2 separate regions of the Homo sapiens genome follow, and region 1 is linked to region 2. A link is an interaction called in ENCODE POLR2A ChIA-PET data of the cell type or tissue named here. Cell type or tissue: OCI-LY7. All regions are shown on one strand. Each heading gives the region's core, and the rest is flanking DNA. Links, peaks and the distances in the headings are about the cores only.

Evidence for each region. ChIA-PET counts read pairs that join two places held together with the same protein. Peaks named below come from ENCODE experiments on the same cell type or tissue, not always from the same donor. Only the 100,000 strongest peaks of a DNase experiment are listed, where the experiment ranks them.
Region 1: POLR2A ChIA-PET joins it to region 2 with 6 read pairs; 1 of 35 experiments calls an interaction of 5 or more read pairs at or near these places.

Annotation. Positions count from the first base shown.
Region 1 is chr1:197,778,879-197,783,287 of GRCh38, reverse strand. It overlaps a transcript of DENND1B not described here. Among named protein-coding and RNA genes, the nearest start is that of DENND1B, 5.6 kb to the right of the region's middle. In OCI-LY7, for the core only: no CTCF peak of the experiment used is centred there; no DNase peak of the experiment used is centred there; H3K4me3 peaks cover 93 bases.
Region 2 is chr1:197,636,324-197,640,732 of GRCh38, reverse strand. The region is part of intron 10 of DENND1B (DENN domain containing 1B); the gene reads left to right. Among named protein-coding and RNA genes, the nearest start is that of DENND1B, 140 kb to the left of the region's middle. In OCI-LY7, for the core only: no CTCF peak of the experiment used is centred there; a DNase peak (open chromatin) is centred at 2,232; H3K4me3 peaks cover 1,901 bases; H3K27ac peaks cover 3,020 bases.

The DNA of each region.
Region 1 (4,409 bases), core at 185-4,184, 140 kb before region 2:
TTTATTAAGTAACCATAGGGAGAACACAGTATAATTACTATGCACAGTATACATACTAATGTCATATGTTCCTGATCCACAACTCAGTCCAAGAGGGAAGTGAAGGGAAGGCCCAGGAAACAGCTGTGCAGCAGGCAGAAAGAAGTCACTACACACTGATGCAGTAATTTTATTAAGTCACTTGCATACAGTCAGGCAAATGGACAGGATCATGGGTCCAAATTCCTCCTTTCCATTCCAGCCAAGCCCAGCTGTCCTGATTGGCAGTCTCGAGAAGAAGGGAAGAAACTTCTGGAATTATGCACCGTGAATGAAGAAAGTCAGGTGAGACTGCATCCTTTTTACAAAGGAAACATATAAGTTCTCACCAAACTAAGAAGACGTTGATCAGTTTCACAGATCCTTCTTTCTGTTCCTTCTTTCCCAGAGAAGATTACAAGCAAAAATGGTCTTACCAGACCATTTTTTGGCAAGTCTTACTTGCCTAAGACTTGGGTCTGTGACATCAGAAACAACAGCAGAGAGAAAGATGATGTCCATACTTTTGAAGCCCAGAAGAACTCTCAGTCCTTGTTCATTTTTATCTTGTTATAATTTGCAATAGTAAGAGATGGGGAGAGTTTGTCATCTGTTTTGGAGTTACAAGTCTCTGTTTCATATGAACTTGTGCTGTGGAATTATACCATTTGACCTGGTATTTGACTGAGTTCTATTTGCTGGAATGTTGCACTTTTCCCCTTCTAGAATTGATCATATACAAATGCATGTAATGTTTGGCTAGTTATTTTCTCATATTTTAGGAAAGCAAAACTTGGCACACAGCAATTTGTTTTGATAATCTCTCTATTTACGTTAGGATTAGGGTTGCTTATGGGGCTGCTGATTTTGTTGAACTATTATCATCATGTTAGATGATCATTTATGTTTCCTTCCAGAAAATTCTAATGACATTGCTCATTGGATGTGATTACTCATTCTCCTGAGAGTGTTAAATGGGTGTGAGCAGAGCTGCCATACAAGGAAGACTGTATTTACGTGGAGTATCTTGTAGGTGGGGTTGGGAAATTATTTCCCATGCAATGCCACATGGTTACACAAACACAGCACTCTTTCTTGAAGTCCAAAGGAGAATCCTCAAAGAATCTCTGAAGAAAATTTGACTCCACTGATTACCATCTGTTGGTGACACTCTGCTTCAATTATTCTTTGTTCTGAACTCCAAGGACTGTTTTAAGTTCTACAATGTCTGGCAGATTGAGGAACAAAGATAAGGGAGAACAAGCAGAAACTGGTCAGAGGTAAGAAAATTTATTTACAATTTTTGGCAAATCACCTGAAAAAGGCAGAAGAAGATCTTTTGCTGTGCTGTATTATTTTTGAGAATTTTACTGTATTTTCTTACTAAAAGTTTAACAGCAAGATATACAAATATCATCATCGACCCATTGAATTTTAGAAATATTTGGATATGTTCAGATTTGGTAGTAAAGGTGTCAAAATTTATCTGAGTTCTTTTGTCCACAAACTGGAAGACAACATTTTTATTAAACTGGATTTTAAATCAACATAGAATGCTAACTCTATGAGCTTTGAGGTGTGAAACAACTCAGAAAGGCAAACTTTCAGGGAAGATATTGATCCCGAATCCCCACCTCCATCTTCTCTTTATTTTAAAAGTATTTCACATGTCTTGTTGAGGGAGATTTTACCTTCAGATTGAAATTCATGATATTGCTGCTAAGTATAAAAAGGACAACATGCCAGGAGGATGTTTTCCTTAACAACACTATCTCAGTCAATATTAAAAGGCAGGTCCTGATAAAATAATTTAAAGATAGTTTCCTAAGAGCTTCAATAAATTCAGTTTGTTAAATACTTTATAACTTTTCTTCTATAATAAATGAAGGTGGTAATACTATTAATAAATTTCACCTAAGAATAGTAATAAGAGGTTGTGCAGAGTTAGTCTAGGAAATGCCTGACTTGGATACATGTTAGCTACAACTCATGAGATGCTTGCCTCAAAAAATTCATTTCTAAGTTAATTGTTTGGAACTCAAAATCTTCATATACATTGGTGAGGCTTATGAGTCTAGTCGAGTTAATTTATACTGAACCTGAAGCATTATTAATAGTATTATTATTTTTAAAAATACCATTCTAGAGTTTACAATAGTGTTTATTATTTCGCATTCAGAAGGGAAAGGAGCTGTCAACTTTAGTAGTCCTGGGTATCAGTAACTCTTCACTTTTGTTTAAGGCATATTACTACAAGGATTCAATGAATAAGTGGTTGGGGTTGGGAAGCCAGGAGTTACCTTTCTAATTGTCATAGTACACTGGAAATCAGGGCAGTTGGCTCACTAAAAGCCCTGAACTTGGGTTTCTCTACACCATTAATATATAGGGATATATAAGTTGGGGACTTTTTGGACCTGGTTTGAGGAAAGTGGACCTTATTAGGTGGATTAAAAAGTTGCAATTAGTCCATTTTACATGACACTATAGTCAGAACCAAGTAATTATCCATTATAGTCTGATCAAAACTTGCATGAAAATCAACTAAAAATTCAGAATTAAGTATTTTTAAAAGCTTGCAATGCATTGAAGAGCAGGCAATCAAGTGAGAATACTTAGGGGTGGAGGATGGGGGACAAATAAAAGTAGCTACAAGAGCCACCTCTCTCTGTAATCCCAGCACTTTGGGAGGCCGAGGTGGGTGGATCACGAGGTCAAGAGATGGAGACCGTCCTGACCAACATGGTGAAACCCTGCCTCTACTAAAAATACAAAAATTAGCTAGGCGTGATGGCAGGTGCCTGTAGTTCCAGCTACTCGGGAGGCTGAGGCAGGAGAATTGCTTGAACCCAGGAGGTGGAGGTTGCAGTGAGCCAAGATCACGCCACTGCACTCCAGCCTGGCGACAGAGCGAGACTCCATCTCAAAAAAAAAAAAAAAAAGAAAAGCCACCTTTCATCTTCATCTTTAGGGTTTTTCCTAAGCTGGATGAACTGGAAGACCATGAACTGTTATCATGGTCTTATGGGTCTTCAGACCCTTCCTAATGTGGGAAATCCAACAGGATACTCTTCATAAAGCTGATACACCCCAAAGGTATTCAAGGACAATTGTCTCAAACAATGGAGCATAGTTAAGGGGAAAAAAGCTTCCCAGAGGATTCATAGCTACAAACCAGGTCTCACATGAATGGTCTGAAGAATTTCAAGCTGAGAATTTAGTGTTTATGTTTCTGAATTGCTAGTGATCCCAAGCATCTACCAGCAGTAAATTAATATCTTCTCCAGAGAACTCATTTTCATTTCAGCTGTCACTCAATTTCTATATATAAAGTTCTAAGGATCACATAACATAAAAAGAAATCACATACATAGAAGAAATCAAGAGACCATAAGTATGAACAAGTAGAAAAAAGATCAGTTAGTAGAAGCAGACCCACAAATGCTTCAGATATTGGAATTTTTAGAAATAGAATTTAAAGTATATATATTAAATATTTTTAATAAATTAAAGAGATGCTGAAAATATGAGTTAAGAGAATACAGATTTGGAAAATAACCAAACAGAACTTTAGAAATAAAAATAATATAAATTAAAAACTAAATGGGTGACTTTGACAGAAAATGAGACAAAGCTGAAGAAAGAATTAGTGAACAGAATATTTTTGAAATTTTCCAGAATACAGCGTAGACAGATAAAGAGAGACATACTATAAAAGAGATGTTTGACAAACATGGAGGGTAGAATAACACATGTGTTATCAGAGTCCCAGAAGGAATGGAAAGAAAGGAGTCCAGAATTTTCCAGAACTGATGAAAGTCACCAATCCAGAGTCAAGAAAATTAAAGAAACCAAGAAACATGGATGAATAAAAATCTACACCTAGATACTTCACAGTGAAACTATAGAAAACTAAAGACAAAAATGAAACATCATAAATGCAGTCAGAGAGAAAAAACAGATGACATTTTAAGATTACTTTCAAAGTTCCAATTGTTATTAGGGAACTTAGAAGACAGTGTAATGATATTGATAACATGCAGAAAGAAATAATAGTAAACTTTGAATTCTTCATCAGTGAAAATATTTTTCAAGAGTGAGGGATAAATAAATACATTCCAACTCAAACAAAAAGGGAAAGAATTTTAGGCAGAAGGAAAGTGATCCTACACAGAAGATCTAAAATGAAAATACAAAAGAATGGTAAAGTTCTGAGTAAATCTAAACAAACATGGACTGTATAAAACAACATTCATAATGCATTTTTGGGGGGATTTTAGTTTTGAGGGGGTTTTAGAGGTTCTTGTATTGTTTGAGAGAGGGTGGATATCCTTGTGAACTCTGGCTTTAATCAGTTAAAATGTACCTATTAAAATTTCTAGGATAACTCC
Region 2 (4,409 bases), core at 258-4,257:
AAATCTGAGTATATGTTTTTGAAAAATATTGGTGTTTTATTTAATTTATATCCACCTCTTAATGACCAAGTAATCTGTTTGACTCAGTTTCTTTAAGTGTAGAGTAGGAGCAATAGTAGCCTTAATCTCATAGGGTTGATGTAAAGATTAAGGAAATACATATATATAAAGTGCTTAGAATGATATCTGCATAGAATATATGTTTAGTAATTATGAGCTATAATTTTATAATAGTTTATATTTAATTTTTTTTTTTTTTTGAGACAGAGTCTCACTTTGTTGCCCAGGCTAGAGTGCAGTGGTACAATCTTGGCTCACTCTAACCTCTGCCTTCCAGGTTCAAGATATTCTCCTACCTCAGCCTCCCAAGTAGCTAGGAGTACAGGCGCCTGCCACCACAACCAGCTAATTTTTGTATTTTTAGTAGAGACGGGGTTTCACTATGTTGGTCAGGCTGGTCTCGAACTCCTAACCTCAAGCAATCCACCCGTCTTGTCCTCCCAAAGTGCTGGGATTACAGGCGTGAGCCACCGCACCCGGCCTCTACATTTAATTTTATAATAGTCTACATCTGCAGTTAGAGTAAAAATTAACATTACTATCTTTTAACTTAGTATTTGGCTTTAAAAACAAATTGTTATCATAAAGGCTTAGTATTTTGGGGGAGTTGTTTTCTATGTTTGATGTCAATTTATTATCAACTGTTTATGACAATTCATGAAAACTTGATGGTGATGTCACCTCTAAGTTACCAGCTCTGTTTTGGTTCACTCTCTGGGACCGTTGGGCTGATAAAAGAAACATAATTCAAGTTCTCTTTCATGATCTTAGTCTTCTTTTATGGAGGAAGCTGCTTTACTTGAATCTGTCTTGAATAATTCTTTTATATATACAGTATATAAAATATATCTGCTATAAATTCCATGCATAGTGGCATTTAAGGTCAAGGACTCATTTCTTAACATAAATTAAAAGTAATTTATGTAAATTAAAAGTAAAATCAATGAATTTACTTGTTTTTAAGCTTTTTATACTCATATTTTTATATATCACGGAGACTATAATGTGTTTAATGTTCGAAATTAACGTTTTATCCATTTTTAATTTTTTAAGTATACAGCCCAACTCTTAATTTTTAGAGGAATATATGTAAAGGTGGCCTAACATTCATAATTCTATTGTAGTTTTAGAAATTTTGTCTCAGTTATTTACTTTTTGACAATCATGATTTTTCATAGTTATAAGAGAATGATAATTATAAACCTTACAGCTTGCTGTAGGTTTTAGTGGTGACACTCTCATTAGAGAATCAGCTAGCTTGAGGTTCCTTTTCTTTAGGTGCTGTTTGTGGTTAAAAATGATAATTTCTTGCCGGATGCAGTGGCTCACGCCTGTAATCCCAGCACTTTGGGAGGCCGAGGTGAGCAGATCACCTGAGGTCAGGAGTTCGAGACCAGCCTGGCCAACATAGCGAAACCCCATCTCTACTAAAAATACAAAAATTAGCCAGGCATGGTACCACGCACCTGTAGTCCCAGCTACTCGGGAGGCTGAGGCAAGAGAATCACTTGAACCCGGGAGACGGAGGTTGCAGTGAACCGAGATCACGCCATTGCACTCCAGCCTGGGTGACAGAGTGAGACTATGTCAAAAAAAAAAAAAATTAACCTTTAAAAGATGAAAAGTTTAAAATTAAAAAAATTAAGATATGTAAGCACAGATATCAAGAATATTGTTATGTTTTCAACATTCTAATAGGTTTTCTCCCTATATTTTAAAGTGTGGTATTGTGTTAGTACCTATTATTATATTTTTGCATGTTTGAGTTTAATGAATTGAGATATAATCAGTTTTTTTTTATTCTGTTGATTCATACATTATTCTGTTGATTTATACATTGTCAAGTACACATGGAACGGTTTCTGGTAATCCTGAACAAGAACATTGATTTTATCCATGCTGTAGGTAGGCCATAGATGTTTAAGCCCCAAGCGAATCTTGGTAGACTAGCAGAACATCATATTAGATTCTCGTGTATTCAAAGCAGAGGCATAAATCATGATATTACAAGGGGGTATCAGTTGACTTATTGCTGTTTTGTGACCATAGGTAGGTTGGATTGCTGTTTAAAGCCATGTCAGTGGTTCTCAAATCAGTCAGGCATGAAGCCTTGTCATATGCCTCTATAATTGTACCTCACCAGACTTTCTCTAACTATTCAGCTGGGGCTGTGCATTTTGTCTCAAACACCCGGCTGGCCAGCATCTGACAGGAGCTTTCTCATCATCCTGTCAGTAATATGTTAACTAGAGTGTATCTTTGTGGCCTGTAGAAGCAGGTGGAAGGGATGCTTCTTTTAAAAGCAGATGTCTGAATGTTAGCTATTATTTTGACCATTATTTAGTTAGTAAATTCACCCTCAGAAAGTCTATAAGCATATTAGTTACAGAGATTTGATTGTGTAGTGCATGTTGTTTTGGGGATATTTAGAGCAAGCAATATGTTATGAGTACTGGAATTACGTTAATAAACTGTAATTTCTTCCTTTGTTATAGTTGCCCCCAGGCATTTAAGCATATGCTTTTCTCTCCTCTCATTAATTCCATCAAGGGCATATGTAAAAAGAAATCTTTCGATCTCTGGAAAATCAGCTATTAAATATAGATTTTACAGGTTTAGTCAGACTGAAAGGCAGTCCAGAGGATTTTAACCTCTTCATCTGGATTATACATATTCTTGATTTGTCTCTTAATGGAGCCACCTGTGTCAGCATTTAATCTGAAACCCGAAGTGCAGAGACTCTTTCTGGAGATGAGGAATTGAACATTTGGTGAGAGAACAAAGATTACGTAGTCCTGCTTCCTAGTTAAGGTTATTAAAGTGTATTTTTGTGCCTCATGTTTTTAAAGCTGCAGCAGAGTGGTGCAGTTAAAAATTGTTATCATCTCTCAGGGAAAGATTCTAGAAGCAATTTTTAGATTTTTAATTCTTCCCCAAACCCGTAAGCAACCAGTTATGTCATCTGAAACTGAATAATTCTACTTACCAGTTTATCATTTCACCGGTACACAGCTATTCTGAACATTGTATTTTTAGTCAGTGCTAAGTGAATATGACTGGAGTGGGGAAATGGTACTGTTGAGGTCATCAGGAAGCAGTTTATTGGAAGGGATGTGTGAAGGTTATTTGGAGGAGACTTCTGTTACAGGAAAACTAGAGGTGTTTTTATCTTCCAACTCCTGTAGTGATAATGGCTCTGTTTTTCATGAAAATAAACACGTATTTCTGCCTTATGATTTAGTCCATTTGTGTTCTAAAAGTAAATAATTGGCTTTTAATTCACAATGAAGAATTTTTTAATTTAACAATTATGGAATTATCAAAGAGTTGTTATTAACTTGTCATTCCCCTAGGCTCTGTAAGCTTTGTTCCTGTATGATATCCACAGAAATGACCTTGGATGATTTCAGTTTACCAAGCATTTTTTTTTCTTTTTTCTTATCCTTATAGCTTACAGACAGTGATAATGTTAGTATTTTTTATATGGAACAGTGACAATTTTGTGCTGATAGTGTAATCAACATTAAATAAAAGAAAATAATGTATGTGTTGGTTTTGTTTCTTTAATAAAACTATTGAGGGCAGTGTGTTTATTTTAAAATGTACCTTCTATATTTATATGTTTTCACATACTATAATTTTTTTTTTCATTTTACAGTTAGGCAAGTTTTTCTCTTCCAGTGAGCTTTCTTATAGTGCAGTTTAGCTCATTGTTGACATCCCATTCAATACCGCCAAAATGCAACTCGCCATCTTTTCCCCATAGTCTCCTTCTCCTACTATAAAGGGCTAATTTGGTGAATCACTCCTCCCTCTCATCTGTTTTCCCCACCTACATCCTATAGGTTCTACCTCCTTAATCTTTTCTTCTCCGATTCCTGTTCTTCAACTGCCCACTGTCTTAGTTCAGCAGTTACTACTTCCCACAGATATTATTTTCAGATCATATATACTGAATTCACTTACATAAAATGATGATGTTATTAATAATTATAGCCAATATATAATATAGGGCATGCTTTGCGCTACTTACCCTACTGAGAAATTTATTTAAACTAACTCATTTAATTATTATGTATTATGTGGTAGGTACAGTTGTTATCCACGGTAGACAGATGAAAATGTGGATTTTGAAATTGAGAGGGAGTAAGTTGATCAAGGCCATAGTACTAGGAATTGGTTTAACCAGTTCTGTATGATTCCAAAGTATATGCTTACAACCTTTATGCAATTTTGCCTCTTACAATGACCATCTTATAAAACCAAATGCATCCTTACCTTCTGCCCCAATATAGTATCCCTTCCCTTAAGGAACCTCTGTTTATTATTTGAATTACTTACAGTGAAGT